3 separate regions of the Homo sapiens genome follow, and regions 1 and 2 are each linked to region 3. Evidence: read pairs that join two places in POLR2A ChIA-PET (ENCODE). Cell type or tissue: Panc1. All regions are shown on one strand. Each heading gives the region's core, and the rest is flanking DNA. Links, peaks and the distances in the headings are about the cores only.

The links. ChIA-PET counts read pairs that join two places held together with the same protein. Peaks named below come from ENCODE experiments on the same cell type or tissue, not always from the same donor. Only the 100,000 strongest peaks of a DNase experiment are listed, where the experiment ranks them.
Region 1: POLR2A ChIA-PET joins it to region 3 with 5 read pairs; 5 of 35 experiments call an interaction of 5 or more read pairs at or near these places.
Region 2: POLR2A ChIA-PET joins it to region 3 with 10 read pairs; 3 of 35 experiments call an interaction of 5 or more read pairs at or near these places.

The regions. Positions count from the first base shown.
Region 1 is chr10:114,645,925-114,650,693 of GRCh38, forward strand. All of the region lies in intron 1 of ABLIM1 (actin binding LIM protein 1), which reads right to left. Among named protein-coding and RNA genes, the nearest start is that of ABLIM1, 10 kb to the right of the region's middle. In Panc1, for the core only: no CTCF peak of the experiment used is centred there; no DNase peak of the experiment used is centred there; H3K4me3 peaks cover 325 bases; H3K27ac peaks cover 2,500 bases.
Region 2 is chr10:114,924,978-114,929,746 of GRCh38, forward strand. No RefSeq gene overlaps it. Among named protein-coding and RNA genes, the nearest start is that of TRUB1, 11 kb to the right of the region's middle. In Panc1, for the core only: no CTCF peak of the experiment used is centred there; a DNase peak (open chromatin) is centred at 1,051.
Region 3 is chr10:114,710,215-114,718,292 of GRCh38, forward strand. It overlaps a transcript of ABLIM1 not described here. Among named protein-coding and RNA genes, the nearest start is that of ABLIM1, 56 kb to the left of the region's middle. RefSeq lists an enhancer at 1,550-2,049. In Panc1, for the core only: no CTCF peak of the experiment used is centred there; DNase peaks (open chromatin) are centred at 4,089 and 4,407; H3K4me3 peaks cover 2,500 bases; H3K27ac peaks cover 2,500 bases.

The sequences.
Region 1 (4,769 bases), core at 1-2,500, 67 kb before region 3:
TTACATGGGCTCTCTTTTTACCATTTTAAACAGCTGCATATTGCTACAATTCAACCAAAGATTGTGCTAGTACTACATGCCATATGCCAAGTTGGCTGTACATTCGAAAGAGATACAGAAGGTAGGTCTCTTCCTTTCCTTTCTCTCACTATCTCTAGCAAGATGAAAACACTCCGCATATGTATTGTATTTGTTGGGATTTGGAGGAGATTAGAGGGTGGACAGGAAGGAAAATATTTAGAACTTAAATTCTTCTTGGTTTTGGATCTGGATTACACAATATTTCCTCTTCCTGAATAACGTATACTAAGAGCACTGAGCATTTACCAATATGCTTCATTGGCCATTAAATTTGCACACAGGAAAAAAAGCAACTAAGCCACAAGATGAGCATTCAGCCATAGCATCCACAATTGAGAACTAGGTGGGCAAAAATCAAAGGAAAAAATGAAGAGAAACAAATGAATGTTGACCCATTAATGAGGCTAACAATATTTACTGAGCATCTGCAATATGCGAAGTATCACCTTCAAGGAGCCACAAGTGGTATAGAGATCAAAGATACCTAAACTAAGCCCTCAACAACCTTACATCTAAGTAGACCAAACAGCACAAGGACCTAAATAACTCTAAAACAAGGCAGAAAGGGATTGGAATCAGAGATACCGACCAAACGGTATGAAGATTCAAAGGAAGGAATGCTTGCCGCTCAGCAAGAGAGATAAGGTGAGCTTCAAGTCTAATGTGGTCCTCACGACTACAGGAGGAGTTACAGGAGGTTGGCTGGGCTCAACATCTTTTCAGCAGCTGCTGCCACATATAGAAAAATGAACTGGATCACTCTTGGTATGTAGATATAGAAGTTAACCAGGAAATGTGTTGGATCCTGTTTGCATCTTCTTTAAACTCTTAAAATAGACCAATTGAACCACGATCTATGTGAAATCAAGTTCAGTTGAAGTATTACTAAACAATTAACTTCACTTAGTATTCCCATCATGGATAGCACTGGACCAATTGGTGACCTCAAAGATTAGACAGTTTTTTAAATTAATTAATAAATTAATTAATATTTATTTATTTATTTTTGAGACAGGGTCTCACTCTGTCACCCAGGCTGGAGTGCAGTGGCACGATCTTGGCTCACTGCAACCCCTGCCTCCTGGGTTCAAGCAATTATTGTGCCTCAGCCTCCCAAGTAGTTGGGATTACAGGTGTGTACCACCATGCCCAGCTCATTTTTTTGTATTTTTAGCAGGGACAGGGTTTCACCATGTTGGGCCAGACTGGTCTTGAACTGCTGACCTCAGGTGATCCGCCTGCCTCGGCCTCCCAAAGTACTGAGATTACAGGCGTGAGCCACCGTGCCCAGCCTAGGCAGTTATTAAGTAGCCACTGCCCCTATAATGCCACTGGCTACCAAGTGAAGATAGAGTCTGTGCCCTTTAGGGAAAAGAGCCCAAGGAAAGGATAACAGAACATATCCAGCTACACACTAGAATCACATGATAGCACTTCAGGGAAAAGACCAATATGAAACAGAACTGGGAATTGTCCCACAAGGACAGCAAATATTAAACACCCCAGAATATTCTAGTGATGTCAAAAATGACCTTACAAAATGATCCAGGTCATGATGGACAGAAAGGGAGCTGGCTGAGCGCTAGCTGTGGCCCTAGCTATTTGACTTTTCTTCCCCAGCTCATCTTTATCCCAGGAGATCCTACTCTATGGCATGAGAATTCTCCCTCTCCACTTGGGCTGCAGACAAACCTTTGTGAGCTAGATTTTTCTGGGCTCTGTGAGTCATAATGTCTCTGATGTCCTCTGATTAATTTTGGTTGTTATCTATGGCCACAGAACTTGGATGAGGAAAGACTTCTAAACAGCAAACAAACAAAACTTGGGGGGCCACAGTAAGTCACTTACAGAAAGTGAATTTACAAGCCAGCTAAATGATTTCTCAAAGTAAAGGCCCTACCTTTCTTTATATAATGTTTGCAGACCTTTATGTTGTAAAGATAAAAGCAGTTTTGAAGATTAAGATATAGGATGTAAATAGAATGTACATATAGGATTTGTGTACATATGGGAAAACTGGTTATTTCACTTTGAGGGAATAGCTTTAATTTAATTTGAAATTGTATTAAGTGGTGGGAATGTAAAATGGTATAGCCACTGTAGAAAACGGTTTGACAGTTTCTCAAAAAGTTAAACAGAGAATTATCGTATGACCCAGGATTTCCACTCCTCGGTATATACCCAAGGGGACTGAAAACACGTTCACACAAAAACATGTAACAAGTGTTCATAGCAGCATTATTCATAATAGCCAGAAAGCAGGAACAACACAAATGACCATCGGCTGACGAAAAGATAAAGAAAATGTGATATATCCCTACAATGGGATACTATTCAGCCATAAGAAGGAATACGGTATTGATAAATGCTACCGCCTCGATGAGCCTTAAAAACATTATACTAAGTAAAAGAAGCTAGACACAAAAATCACAGGTTACATGATTCCAATCAGATGAAATGTCTGGAATAGGAAAACCCACAAACACCTAAAGGAGATAAGTCGTTGCCAGCAGCTGAGGAATGTGAGTCATCAGGGATGTTTTCTAACGGGCACAAGGTTTCTTTCTGGGCTGATAAAAATGCTCTGGAATTAGATAGTGGGATGGTTGCACAACTTCGTGGTTCTACTAAAATGCACAGGCTCGTAAATGTTAAAGTGGTGAATGTTATGGTGTACTACATTACATCTCCATTTTAAAATGTATGAAGTACCTTTACTTACCAAGCACTGCGTTATAGTCTGAAGAAACCACGGAAACAACTGTCCTGCCACTAAGGCACTTACTACCTGGTAGGGAGACACGCAAACAAACAGATACAAATAGCCAAGCATAGAGGTGCTTGGATGGGCATTTGTGTGGTACACAGCAGAGCCCAAAAGAGGAGAGGTCTGGAGAGACTCCACAGGAAAGTTTCACCCGAGCTGAATCTCCAACTGAACTTAAAAAAAAAAATTAATAATCCTTTGGTCTTCTCATGTAATATCAAACAGGGAGAGAGGAGAGCTAGGGTCTTAATCTAACACTACCCTCTGATTATACCATAGACCTTAGGAAAGTCATTTACTTCTCTGGACCTCAGTCTCTTACTTCCTACAAAAGTAAGGTGTTGGCTGGGCACGGTGGCTCACACCTATAACCCCAGTGCTTTGGGAGGCCGAGGCGGGCAGGTCATTTGAGGTCAGGAGTTCAAGACCAGCTTTGGCCAACATGGTGAAACCCCATCTCTACTAAAAATACAAAAATATTAGCCAGGCATGGTGGTGCATGCCTGTAATCCTAGCCACCCAGAAGGCGGAGGCACAGAGAATCGCTGGAACCCGGGAGGCAGAGGCTGCAGTGAGCCAAGATCACACCAGTGTGCTCCAGCCTGGGTGACAGAGCAAGACTCTGTCAAAATAAATAAATAAATAAATAAATAAATAAATAAATAAATAAATAAATAAATAAAGGTGTTGATATCAAAGGTTTATTTCTACCTTTGAGAAATATCTAGAATCCTCGTGCATATCATATCATAGTCTATCTAAAATCCTGACATACTTAAATCCTGATTCTGCAAAGGGTTTCTCTAGTGTATTCTGGGTGTGCTGCTTTCTGAGATTGAGAAAGGAATCTTCCTGCTGGCTACCTCTACACGCCCTAACAAACAGCACACAGACTATGCTTCCTTCCTGTTGGCAGCCTTCATCTTCCACCCCAGGGACAGAATCACCCATCTGCTGACCACGTATTCACCTTATATTACCTTCCTACTGGTAGCCTTCGTCTTGTAGTCCATAGACAAATCAAGCCTGTGCTGGCCACCTGTCCACCCCAATGAGTAACACACAATCCATATCCCCCCTCTTTTTTTTCTTTTTTTTTTTGAGACAAAGTCTCACTTTGTTGTCCAGGCTGGAGTGCAGTAGTGCTATCTCGGCTCACTGCAACCTCTGCCTCCCAGGTTCAAGCAATTTCCCAGCCTCAGCCTCCTGAGTAGCTGGGACTACAGGCGCCCACCACCATGCCAGGCTAATTTTTGTATTTTTTAGTAGAGACGGGGTTTCACTATGTTGGCCAGGCTGGTCTCGACCTCCTGACCTCGTGATTCACCCATCTCGGCCTCCCAAAGTGCTGGGATTACAGGCGTGAGCCACTGTGCCCAGCCTCCACACAATCCATATTCCCTTTCTGTTAGCAGCTTTGTCTTGTACCCATGGCCGTCACAGGTCCATGGCTGATTTGCCAAGTTAACAGGAGTCCATCCATAATAATCAGCACTGGGTCATGCCCCAGAATCATTAGGATCAAAGGATGGGAAATCAGGGATTTCTTTGAAAGTAAGCCACTCTTAGTAAGATTCAAATTTGTTTAAAGCCTGGATTAAAACAATGCCAAACAATAAACTTAAACAGACTGCTTTACCCTCTGACTTTAAATAAGATTAGTTTTTAAGTACATTTAATTAAAACGAATGGGGCATTGCAGCATATTTACTCACTCAAGGAAGTAATTTACATGGGAACATTTCATGTGAAAATAGTTACTTGCCCACATTCCTAGGACTAAAAATAAAATAAACAAAACAAAAAGCAACCATCAATAAAACAAAAAAAAAGCTGGACCAAGTAGATTCAGCCAGTGGAACTAGGTGAAAAGTGTCTTACTTCTACCTTTTTCTTTCCACTCTCAGATCATTGGGCTATT
Region 2 (4,769 bases), core at 1-2,500, 210 kb after region 3:
GCCTCTGCCTTCCAAAGTGCTGGGATTACAAATGTGAGCCACCACTGTGCCCAGCTTCTTTTTTTTTTTTTTAGTTTAATATTTTTAGTAGTTCATTTTCATTGTGTTTTATAAAAGTATGAGTGTACAATAGATTGGGCATTTTTTAAAACTTGTCCTTTTCCACAAGTAGTTTGTGAAGCACTAGTTTATATAAATATGTAACATTTAAATAATGTTAATAAATTGTCAATATGATTTTCCAGTGATACCACTAGGATTCCCAGAATAGATAATTTCCCTTTCCTGGGCCAGCTACTATTGTTCTTGTGAGCTCTAGGAAGTATATTTGCCCCAGAACTTCTTTAGCATGGAACGTGAAACAAAGGCTCTGTTTTCAAGAGGTGTTTGATGAACATTGAATGGACCAATCAGTGACCAGTGACCCCTGAGATAAAAATGTTTCCTGAGTGTTAATTTATATTTCTCAGTGAAAAAAGAAATGTGGACACATTGGTGCACCTTCCAGTAATTTTGATCATGAGACTGAACGACAGACGTTGAAGACAGTTTTGAGTGGTGTAATTTACACACGACATTAACCCAGAGTTGTGTCCTTTACCCTACCACAGTGGAGTATGTCAGGGAATAATACACAGCGAAAAGATTCTCTCAGGGCTCTTCTCTGGGCAGAATATAGAGGTATAATTTGGTACTTGGAAGAGACATCCTGGACAATTTATGTACCCAGGAATCAGAATTGGCTTATTCATGACTTCTAAGGGAAGTCATGCATTTAAGGAGTTAGTTATTGCAACTGATGATAAAATGCTGCTGCTGGCAGAAAATGTTATTTTATGAAAGCTTTTAACAGAATTCTTCCTCCAGAACCTGAATGATAATATATTTAAGATTTCAATTGCATGTGTCATTTCCTTATTTTCACAGCCGTGTCCTGGCTGTGAAAACATCTTCTGCCTACAGTGACACCTTAACTGGAGTTGATAGGGTTGATTTTCTGCTGGTTGGTGACAAATGTGAAACCATGGAAAAATCTGCAGTTGCGGGCTGGCCCTGTCCCCAGAGACCAGCAACTCTGGGCCACAAGACTGCTCTTTTATCTATGACTAAAGAAACTAACAGGATGACTCAGAGGCCAGGGGAAAACATGCTCTAGGGATTTCTTCTCTCAGACCCCTAAAATGGGAGGAAGATTAATGGCTGGCAAAGTCACACTGCAGGTTATAATTCTCTTCCAGCAGGTTATAAAGGTGTACTGACAAACTCTGCAAGGTGGAGGAGATGAAGAAAAGCAAAGGCTATATGGCTGCTTTCAAAGCTGTTTATCAGAAAAGAAGATATCTCTCAACAAAATGACACCATGTCTAAAAATGCTTGCCTGGCATCCCTATCTGTTATATGCTGGAGTGTGAATTACATGTGCCTTCATTGTAATCAGAAAATAAAATGTATGCCCATGAAATATGTAAATGTTAGATATGAATATGTGCTTAATACAACAGACTGGCTATAAACTTTGAAATGGATCAAGACTAAAATTTTATATATGAGCTTGCCCTTCTGTTTGATGAATTGTATAGACTGGTAGCTTTGTGGATTCTATAGGTATCCCAGCTTTCTCATAAAATGTGGAATATTTATTATGTAATATCGACAGCAGGATATTAATATTATTCTAAAAACTACATACAAATGCTCCTTGACTTATGATGGGGTTGTTTCCCAGTAAATCCATCATAAATTGAAAAGATCATAAGTCAAAAATGCATTTAATATGCCTAATTTACTGAGCACCATAGATTAGCCTAGCCTACCTTAAATGTGCTCAGAACACTTACATTAGCTTACAGTTGGGCAAAAGCCATCTAACACAAAGCCTATTTCATCATAAAATGTTGACTATCTCATGTAATTTATTGAACACTGTACTAAAATTGAAAAACAGAATGATTGTGTGGATATTTGAAGTACAGTTTTTACTGCATGGGTATCGCTTTTGCACCATGCCACCTCTTTCTTTCTCCTCATATATATAAATATATATATATATATATGATGGGAGGAGGAAAGAGAGAGAGGGAGAGAGAGGGGGGAGGGAGAGAGAGGGGGGAGGGAGAGAGAGGGGGGAGGGAGGGGGGGAGGGGGAGAGAGAGAGAGAGAGAGAGAGAGAGAGAGAGAGAGAGAGAAAGAGCGAGTTGTCCCCCCTGGAATAGTTCTTGGTTATCAAAGATAAATTTGTTAGGTGAGATATACCCTTTAGCAGAACAGGATAAAATAAATCAGTTCAGCTACTGACTGAGATGTCATGACCAATCACAAACCAGATATGAACTTTAAGTTCCCGTGGTACAGATTAAGAAACAGATCAAACCCCAGCAACACTGAGTTTTGAGTGTGGTCTTAAATGAACTAGGAAAGTATTGTTTTCTTTCCCTTTAGAAACTCCATAAAGTAGAAGTAAATTTTATTTCTGGGGCAATAAAGGATCAGGTGTTCATGGTTAATTAGTGCTGTTGAAAAGTACGACAGTAGAATAGAAAAGAAGTCAGAAAATAACGTGTATTGTGGACATAGGATGTGAGTGTAGGTCAGAACTTATTCTTGAGTTTCCTATTATGAAGTTCATAGAGTAATAATCTGCAATCCAATGTGAAGAGTAAAAAGTAATTTTGGGGTTGGTAATCAAGATTTGCTTTTTAAAATATTTTTCTCTACTTAAAGCTAACCATAAAGATCAAGACACTTAGGCAGATATGCCTTGGCTCCAAGGCTGAGAACACATTTTTATTTTCTAACTTGGCCAAAACATTCAGATGTTTCTTAAATTGTGGAATAGATACCAAATCACAGATTAGAAGGAACATATCCAAACCTTCTCCAGCCAGCACCCCCGCCCCCATCAATTTTACATTTAAAAGCCTGTAAAATATTTAAAAAGAAGATCACGATTTTCTAAATTCAATTAAGTAGTAATAGGAAAGGTTGAAGCTTTCAGTTTTGAGATAAAAAATGACAGAGGGTAAAGCCTTCTTCCTCGGTTCGCCTCTAAGCATAGACAATGCTAAATAAGAGGCTTTTCATTCAACCTGGTAATGGGAGACATCCATCACCTCTGTCTCTGAAGCCGGCCTTAAACCCTTCCTCAAGTGGAGAATATTATTAAATGTTTAAAGAAAACTGAAGTCACAGAAGGACATTTCCCCAACCTATGATAGTGTAGATTAATCAAGGAAGACAATTTGCTCCTTATCTTCGAAATGTGAATATAAAATGGTTTTAAATATTCCAAATCCTCAGAGCCTACTTAAGAACAGATACTGATAGCACTTCTCCAAACTGTTTATAAGAATGCCTCTGTTTGCAGCAGTACTCAATATGAAAGTTATCTCACGTGTCCATTACTGAGCAATTGCATAATAAACGTTTGTTATACAAATGAATGTTAAATAACATAAAAACAGTCATAACTACTGTGTTATTTTGGCAGCATTAAAGACAACATTCGACCAACTCCAGAGTAGTCTGTTCTATTGTATTTGTAATGTATCCAACATATATAATCACACATATTTAATGTTATATTATAAATATTTATATTAATGTAATTTAATAAAAATTCAATATTTGTAATTGTATATATCCATTTAATTTGAGGCTTTATTAAATGCCCTGAATGTCCCTGTATAACATTCTGTACATTGTAGAGAATCAATTATGCCCCAAGAATGAATGTTCTGAGGGCTCAGGAGTAATTATAGGGATTTCTTTATGGACTAAAAAGGAAAAAATTCTAGTACTCGTATTTTTATATATTGTAAAATATCTTCATCCTCCCAGGCCTCTGCATCCTGTTCCCTCATTTCCACCTCTTTGCCCTTTAAAATGTTCACATTTGTCTTACTCCAAACTCCTAAGTTGAGGGAGAGAGGACATGCTGTCTCTTTTTGCTTATTAATGTGAAAATGTGCTATATACTTTTTGATAGAGAGGGTTGTGTGAGCCAGCAAATGCACTGGCAGGTGGACTAGTTTTTGCTGCCAAATGAGTCAGCTGAGATAGGAACAGTAATTTATTCGAATGGACATGGGTTGACAATGCCATAAAGAGGTACTGGTATAGCTTAATGGAAGAAACTGTCAAGAAAATGTAGGTTGAGCATGGTGTGATTCGGCAAGCATCAGAGTGTCTCCATGTCCACAAGTGTCTGCCCTTCCTAATCCAGGCCACTGTCTTCTGGATTCCTCGGCAAAAATGCAAATACCCCTAGAGGAGTGACACATCAAATGATTATCAGGTGTTAATATTATGTTGAAATCACTAATATTAATTTTTTTTTTGAGACGGAGTCTCAACCTGTTGCTCAGGTTGGAGTGCAATGGCACGATCTCGGCTCACTACAGCCTCCACACTGGGTTCAAGCAATTCCCCTGCCTCAGCCTCCCGAGTATCTGGGATTACAGGTGCCTGCCACCACGCCCAGCTAATTTTTGTGTATTTTTAGTAGAGACAGGGTTTCACTGTGTTGGCCAGGCTGGTCTCGAACTCCTGACCTCGTGATCCTCCCACCTCAGCCTTCCAAAGTGCTGGGATTACAGGCTTGAGCCACCATGCCCAGCCAAGATTGCTTTTTTAACAAAAGCAGAGGACATGGCGTCTTTGAGACAGAAAAAGACCTGGAATATGAACTGTTGCAGAGAGTCAGCCATGTTATGTTATCAGGACCTGATAACAATGCCCTCATTCTAGACACGATGAGTCTGTTATTGCTG
Region 3 (8,078 bases), core at 2,967-5,466:
TCTTTACCAGCCTCGGCAACATGGTGAAATCCCATTGTATTAATCTGTTCTCACACTGCTAATAAAGACATACCCAAAATTGGGTAATTTTAAAGGAAAGAGGTTTAATTGACTCACAGTTCGATAGGGCTAGGGAAGCCTCACAATCATGGCAGAAAAGCAAGGGATATCTTACATGGTGGCAGGCAAGACAGAATGAGAGACAAGCAAAAGGGGAAACCCCTTATAAAACCATCAGATCTCATGAGACTTATTCACTACCACGAGAACAGTATGGGAGAAACCATCCCCATATTAAATTATCTCCCACCAGGTTCCTCCCACAACATGTGCAAATTATGGGAGCTACAATTCAAGATGAGATTTGGGTGGGAACGCAGCCAAACCATATCACCCATCTCTACTAAAAACATAAAAATTAAACAGGCTTAGTGGCTTGCACTTGTAGTCCCAGCTACTTGGGAGCTGGGGTGGGAGGATTGCTTGAGCACAGGAGGTCAAGGCTGCAATGAGCCATGATGGTGCCACTGCACTCCAGCCTGGGCGACAGAGCCCACTGTGTCTCAAAAAATAAATAAAAATAAAATAAAGCAATCTTCACAGAACACATATTTTGGCTTTCCAGAAAGAAACACAAGGGACCATATTTGCACACTAAGTATTTGTGTTCCATTCGATCAGTAGAAAAGGCAAGGCTTTGGAGCATTTGCTTATCCCTCACGCATTCCAAAATCCCAAAGACATCTGATGGGTTCCACTCAAAGATGACCTATAAGCTCATGCCGGTTTATATGTGGGCCTAAGAAGGCCACTCCATGACTAGGACAATGTTCAGGATATTCCTACTCTTTTGAAGAATCTGTTGTCCCTGTATGTCTTCTGTTTCTGTCTGAAGATCTATGTTTTCCCCTATCAATCACAAGAACAAAAGTAGCAAAAGTCATCTTATTTCTGGTTGTTACACGTAAGGAACGGAATGGCTTCTGCTTTCCAGGCTCCCATTAGAAATTGTGTTTCACTAGGGGTTTGCATCATTTTCTTTTGCCATTTGTCTGCAGTCATCCCACTTCAACTTACCAAGAGCCCTCCTGTTGCTATACAATGGCTTTTATAGGGTACTGGGTATGTCTCAGAGCCTCTTCATCCATAACCTTCCCTTGTCTTTTGATGTTCAGTTTCCATGGTGACAGTGTTAAGACCATTGAGAAGCCAACTGTAAAGCTTATGATAGACCCAAATCTCACAGTCACAGACACCACTCTAACACCAGGCGTGCCAGCCCCCACGCTAAACCTGCATATCAGCCAGAGTCTTGGCAGGTGACAGATGTTACAATCAAACTGGAGAACTTGAAAAAGGTTTAACAAAGGGGATATTTACAAAGGTGTGGTCAGGGTTCAGGTAAACCCACAAGGGGCATGCACTACCCTGAGCCAGCAACAGTGGGGAGCTGTTGCTTACCCCTAGGCCTAAAGAGGCAAGGGGTGGAGTCGATGCTAGAACCTGAAGTGAGTAGCTGAGTGGAGAGGGAGGGGGGCTTGTCAGGACCTGTGGCCTTTCATAGACAGACAACCAACAGTGACCTGGTAGAGAAGGAGTCCAGGGAATAAATACCCCAACCACACTCTCCTCCCACCCTCAGATATCCTGCTAAGTGCCCCCCGCACCAACTGGGCCCAACTTGAAGCAGAAGTCAAGGGAGCCGTTGCTGTAGCCATCGGGGTTAGTCTCTAGGAGCACAGCAGGGCAAAGGGTGGAGAATGGAATCGGAGGAGCATGTGGAAAATATTCAGCATATCCTGCCTGGGGGTCTCCAGGGTGACAGGGAAAAGATTTTCATTACAAAGTACATTAATGGCTGGGCTCGGTGACTCACACCTGTAATCCCAGCACGTTGGGAGGCCAAGGTGGTTGGATCATTTGAGGTCTGGAGTTCAAGACCAGTCTGGCCAACATGGTGAAACCTGATCTCTACTGAAAATACAAAAATTAGCCAGGCATGGTGGTGGGCACCTGTAATCCTAGCTACTCGTGAGGCTGAGGCAGGAGAATCACTTGAACCCGGGAGGCAGGGGCTGCAATGAGCCGAGATCACGCCACTGCACTCCAGCCTGGGTGACAGAGCGAGACTCCGTCTCGAAAAAAAAAAAAAAAAAAAAAAAAGTACATGAATGCTATAATTAAAAGCCATAGTAGTTCCTTCATAAGACCTGAAAATTACAATATAGAGATAAAAGATGGTTTTCAAGCCAACATAATAAATGCATAAGAAGAAATTTAGGAACAAAAAAGACAACAGCCTATTATGGGCTACCCTCAGTTACATTAGCTGTATTTATCCAAGGTCACCTCCTATTTACCCAGCTCCCCGAAGCCATGCTGGCTTTCTTGGTTTGGTTTTCCTCTTCGTTGTCACCATATTGTGAGACATGCCTGCTAAGTGGATGGAAGAATTAGATGACAGTCTGAGGCTACTAGTGAAAACTTTCAGTGGTATATAGAACAACTCTGGTACAAAATGATCTATGACACGGGAATATTTGGAGTTTCTTCAAGTAATGTTGAACCTGCTCAGCAAAACTGTCAATGATTTTCTATAATTACTTCTTATTGATTACAAATAAAACCGTAGGGCAATGGATTGCCCCGACTTAGAGCTCCATCCATTAATGAAACACGCATCTTCATGGCCAGGCACAGTGGCTCACACATGTAGTCCTAGCTACTCAGGAGGACAAGATGGGAGGATCCCTTGAGCCCAGGAGTTCAAAGTTGCAGTAGCTATGATCATACTACTATACTCCAGCCTGACAGACAGAGCAAGACCCTGTCTCTTAAAAAAAGGAAAGAATATACATATTCTTGCCCGGTTATTTCTATAACATAGCTGGGCAGAATATGTTGATACGTGGTTCATGATTTAACAAGGAAGAGAGGAGCAGCTAAAGAGACATTATCCTGGTATGAGAAAATGCCTGGGAAGAAGGAATTCAATTGCTACTGTATTGTCCTCTTCCTAGAGCACATGGGTTATTTACCAAGGAAGCAGAAGAGCAGGAGGGAGGTCTTTGCTCTGGAACCAGGATAAATGGAATGGCAAAGATCCCACTTCTCATAAAATCCTTGCATTTAAGGGGAGCTATGTCCCTAAGAGACAGTGGAGCTGGGGTGGCAAATAGCATAGTTTTTAAGTTCACAGTAGTAAGATCCAACAATAAACTATACAACCCAGAGAAATCAAAACCAAGTGCAAGATGAAGAGAAAGGGAAAATCAAAAACAGGGATAGTCCGGAAGCTATCCCTCAGTGTTTTTCTTACCCAGTGAAGGGAATAAAAAGGCTTCTAACCTACCATTTCCTACCACTGGTATTTACTTAGAGAAAGCATAACATTTTCATTTGTGTTGGTCTTTTTTTAGTAGCACTAAAGAACTTTCAGGGAGTTACGGGCTGCTCCCCATTTCAATCAGCCAATTTCATTCAGTAGGATTGTTTCCCATCAGGAGGCAGCCTTAAAGAACACTTCACTCCTTTCGGTTACAGAATAATAAAAACAGTGAGGAATTCACATACATCTTTCTCTAAATGCAAACAATAGTAAGAGCTAAATATCACAGTTGTAGAGAACATCGTGCCTCCTCACTCAAAAAATTTACACAACAGATTGAATGGCAACGAAGAGGGAACCAAGTGAGACAAAAACGGGAAGCTGACTCCAACCCTGTCTGTGTTAACTGCATTCTGTACTGGGAAGGTGTTGAATTCACAGGGTCTACACACCAACCTGGACTTGAAAAATCATCTCCCAGAAATACCTAGAGAGAAACAGCCATGAAAATAATCAGTCCTCCCAAATATTTTACTTTGTAGAACATCCTTCCCAAAAGAACACTGTCTGAAGTGGCCCTTCTATGTTGTTTAGCCTGGAATTGAATGCCTTCTCTTCCTGTTTATTAATCGCAAGGCTGGAGCTGGTTTTTTAATTAACTTCATTTAGGTCATGAAATCATCCATTGGGGACCTCAGACTGAACATCTCATTTTACAGATGAGAAAACTAAAGTTCACAGAGGTTAAGTGACCTGCTGCAGATCAGGCAGCTAATCAAATTGAGAGCAGAGCACAGGTCTATGGACATGGAGTGTAGAGCTTTTTCAGCCATGGCACTCCTGGGTCACCAGCCAAACACAGCCATTTAAAAAGAGGCTGTCAACAAGCAGCGCTGAAAGAAGCCAGTGATCCTGACATCTTAAGTTGAAAGCCGCACTTGAGAAAGATTTGGGAACTCTGGGCATGTGATGCCATTGTGACTGAGGTTACCAACAGATTCCCACATCAGAGCTGGATGTGTCCAATATCCATGTGCTACCAATGCTGTGCTATTCTTCAGCCTGTAACCGGAGCAGGCAAACTCCACAGAGGAATGCAAAATGCCGTTTGTTTACCTTGGGATGATACATACACTCAGAAGGGTTGGTTTGGCTTGGTTTCAAGCAGGCTGCACGGAAGTCAATAGCAGATTATGGTATATAAACTACAGATTCAGAAAACTAAGAGAAAGCCTTTAGAAGACAATTATGCAGTTGCTGTAACAAGAAGTAAAGAAATTGACCCTACATATATTCTTATAATATATCTAGACGAGGGATTGTTATTTTTTTAAAAAATCAACTTCTGATTATCCCTCTCTGTCTCCCTTCTTCTCTCCCTTGTCCCATTCCATCTCCCTATTATGCCATGAAGGCAAGAGTGACTCCAATGTCAACTTCTAAGCACTCTCAAAGGAAGAAGGAGAGAAGGAAAGAAAAATAAAAGGAAGAAAAGTAAAACCCCCAAATCAAAGCAGAAAGTACATCTAAAATTTCAATAGGCTGAAAAGTTACTCATTTTTAATATAATATTATCCTTAATAAACTCACTAACTTTCATGTAAGTACAGAGTTTCTTCTTTGATGCAGGGAAAAAAGGCAAAAAGATTTCCCAGACAGGCTAAGGGCCAAAGGAATTAAAAGAGCGAGCCAAGAATGAAAATTCCAGTCATCTTAGTTGCTCTGCTTAGAGAATGTTACCCTTTCCTCCTAATTAGCTAGCCAAACACCATTAATTTTTACAAACACACCAAAGATCAGTATCCGAGCCCCTTCCTTCAATTCTTTCCAAGTAAAATCAGTTGCTAGAAAAGAACAAGCCTGGAAGTTTGGGAATCTCCTGCTCTTTCCTTAGTAAGAACCCATTTAGTGAAACCAAACAAAAACAAATTACACTTCTTAAAAGACACGTATTTCCTAAAAATGCCTCCTCCCTGATAAGCGATCCAGGCTAACGTTGCAGCTCAGATTACCCTCCCTTGGCACAGTGGGTAAAACTGCCTGGCTGCTCACACACAAAGTCAGGTCGCCAAGGAAAAGAAGGTGCAGAGGGAACCAGCAAGCAGTTCAAAGAGGTCAACAACGTTCTTCCTGACCTCAGCCCTCACCGTGACTTTTCCTTTTCATAAGAAACATACAGCAATATACTTAATACATAGAGCGTTTGGCTATTGAAAGTTAAAAATTGAAGTACATATATCTAAAAAAAAATTTCTTCTGAACACTGATTTTTCATTTGCAATCAAAGATTATACTTCCATTTGCAAGAATTATTTCATTTGCATAAGGAAAATGTTACTAGAAGTATACACAGAAATAAACCTAAAAAACATCAACATGTTATACACTGCCCTAGACATTTGTCCTAAGAGTTAGGGACACAGGTCAGCACAATCAGATTCCACTAGGCCATCGTAGGGATCCAGGTCGCAGAAATTCTGTCTGTCTCTACCTTCTCCCGCTATTTGCTAACCCAAACAATCAAGTGTTTCCACAAAATGGTATTGTGAGAATAGGGAAGGAAATCTCTCTGGCACTCTGAGAAACACACTTTCCACCCATCCCAAGAGCTGACATTATATGTCTCAGACAATGATCTGGAGTCCTCCAGGCCAGGGAAGTAACTATCCAATAAGAAGTGGAGAAAATACAGAAGCTTTTGTCATCATCTGGCATGTTCCTCCATATAAGGAAAATTCTATCTTTTGCGGCCAGTGTTTCTGCAGCTCTGGTTGCCACTCTTCTGCTATATTAGCTAAGTAAGGTAGGTAGATGCATGAGAGGTATAAGAGTTTTTCACAGTTAGTGTTCTCAAATTGGTAGAGAGAAACACACACACACACACACACACACACACACACACCCCTCCCCACAGCCTCAAAGAGAAAAAAAAGAAAACGAGTGTTAAGGTAGAACTTTTCCTCTGATTTGTCTTATGTGGGGACCACTATCTCCTGAACTTACAACGGATGTTTTCTTAAGGGTAGTAAGTTTTCTTCCACTTGATATACTTCATCTGAACACACATGCTAACTGTTAAGATCAGTACACTTTTCAAGTTAGAATCATCTGGTCTAAATAATACCACCAAAGATTTGGGAATCTGAGGCAAAAGTGAGTCCTTTAAAACTCCAAGAACAAACAACACTCTACTTGAGAGGTTTCGTGCAGGTCTTCAATATTGAGTTCATGCTAGCTGCTTCTGCAGATGCCAATTATGTATAAATTTTACTATAATTGCTTGCACTGCCTGGAACTGTTAAAAAAAAAAAAAAAAAAAGCAGAAGAGCAGGAAAACACAGGAGAAACAGTTAGCTCCATTAATGAGAGCTGCCACATGAACACAGAGCTGACATGGAACTTATATTTACCATAAAGTCAAGTGTACATGTGTGCCAAATTTCTGCTCAGATCACTGCCCTAAGTCCATCCCACTGATGCCAAAGCATCATGGTATCTCATTCATTCATTCATTCATTCATTCAACCAATGTCTACTGAGCCCCTAGTACTGCCTGGGGCTGGGGAACCTACAGCAAATAAGACAGGCCTCCTCTGTGAATGATTCACCAGTGAAGTAATTTTACCATTATCATTTTTTAGGAGCAAGTGAACTGCTCTGTGCTGATGTCTTTGCTTCTACTCGTGGGAAGAAATTCTGAGAATCTTACAGCTGGACGGAAAGTCTATGGTCTTAGGAAATATTTCAGCATTATAATAAATTACTTGTGGTCATTCCTGTCTATCACCCAAATACAAAAACAATAAGACTGAAATCATGTAGGGAGAACACTGGACTAACCTGTCAGCTAGGATTCTTCAATTGCAGCACTTTTGACATTTGGGGCTGGATAATATCTTGTTTTGGGGTGCTATCATGCACATTGTAGGGTCTTTAGCAACATCCCTGGGCCTCTACCTAGTAGATGCCAGTAGCACCCCTCTCCCAGTTGTGATAAAAACATCTTCAGTCATTGTCAAATGTCCCCTGAGGGGACAAAACTGCCTCCAAATAAGTAAATAGGTGAAAGTACTCATTGAAATAGATGATCAGCAGGGCACAGTGGCTCATGCCTGTAATCCCAGCACTTTGGGAGGCTGAAGCGGGTGGATCACGTGAGCCCAGGAGTTCAAGATCAGCCTGGGTAACATGGCAAAACCCTGTCTCTACAAAAAATAAAAAATAGTCAGGCATGGTGGTGCACACCTATAGTCCCAGCTACTCAAGAGGCTGAGGCAGGAGGATCGCTTAAGCCTGGGAGGTTGAGGCTGCCATCAGCCATGTTGCATCATGGCACTCCAGCCTGGGTGACAGAGAAAGACCCTGTCAAAAGGAGAGGAGAGAAGGGGGGGAAGGGGAGGGGAGGGGAGGGGGAAAGAGAGAAAGAAGGGAAAGAGAAAGAAAGAAAGAAAGGAAGGAAGGAAGGAAGGAAGGAAGGAAGGAAGGAAGGAGAAAGAGAAAGAGAAAGAAAGAAAGAAAGAAAGGAAGAAAGGAAGGAAGGAAGGAAGGAAGGAAAAGAAAAAGAAAAAGAAAGAAAGAAAAAGAAAGAAAAGAAAGAAAGAAAGAGAAAAAAAGAAAAAGAAAGAAAGGCAGGCACTAATGCCTCTTTAAGCTAGGATTCTGTAATATTAAAAATGGCAGGTAACTAACTAGATGGTGGAAAAATAAGTATGTAGAGTGTCCCTTCAAATAAAACTTCCAAACTATCAGC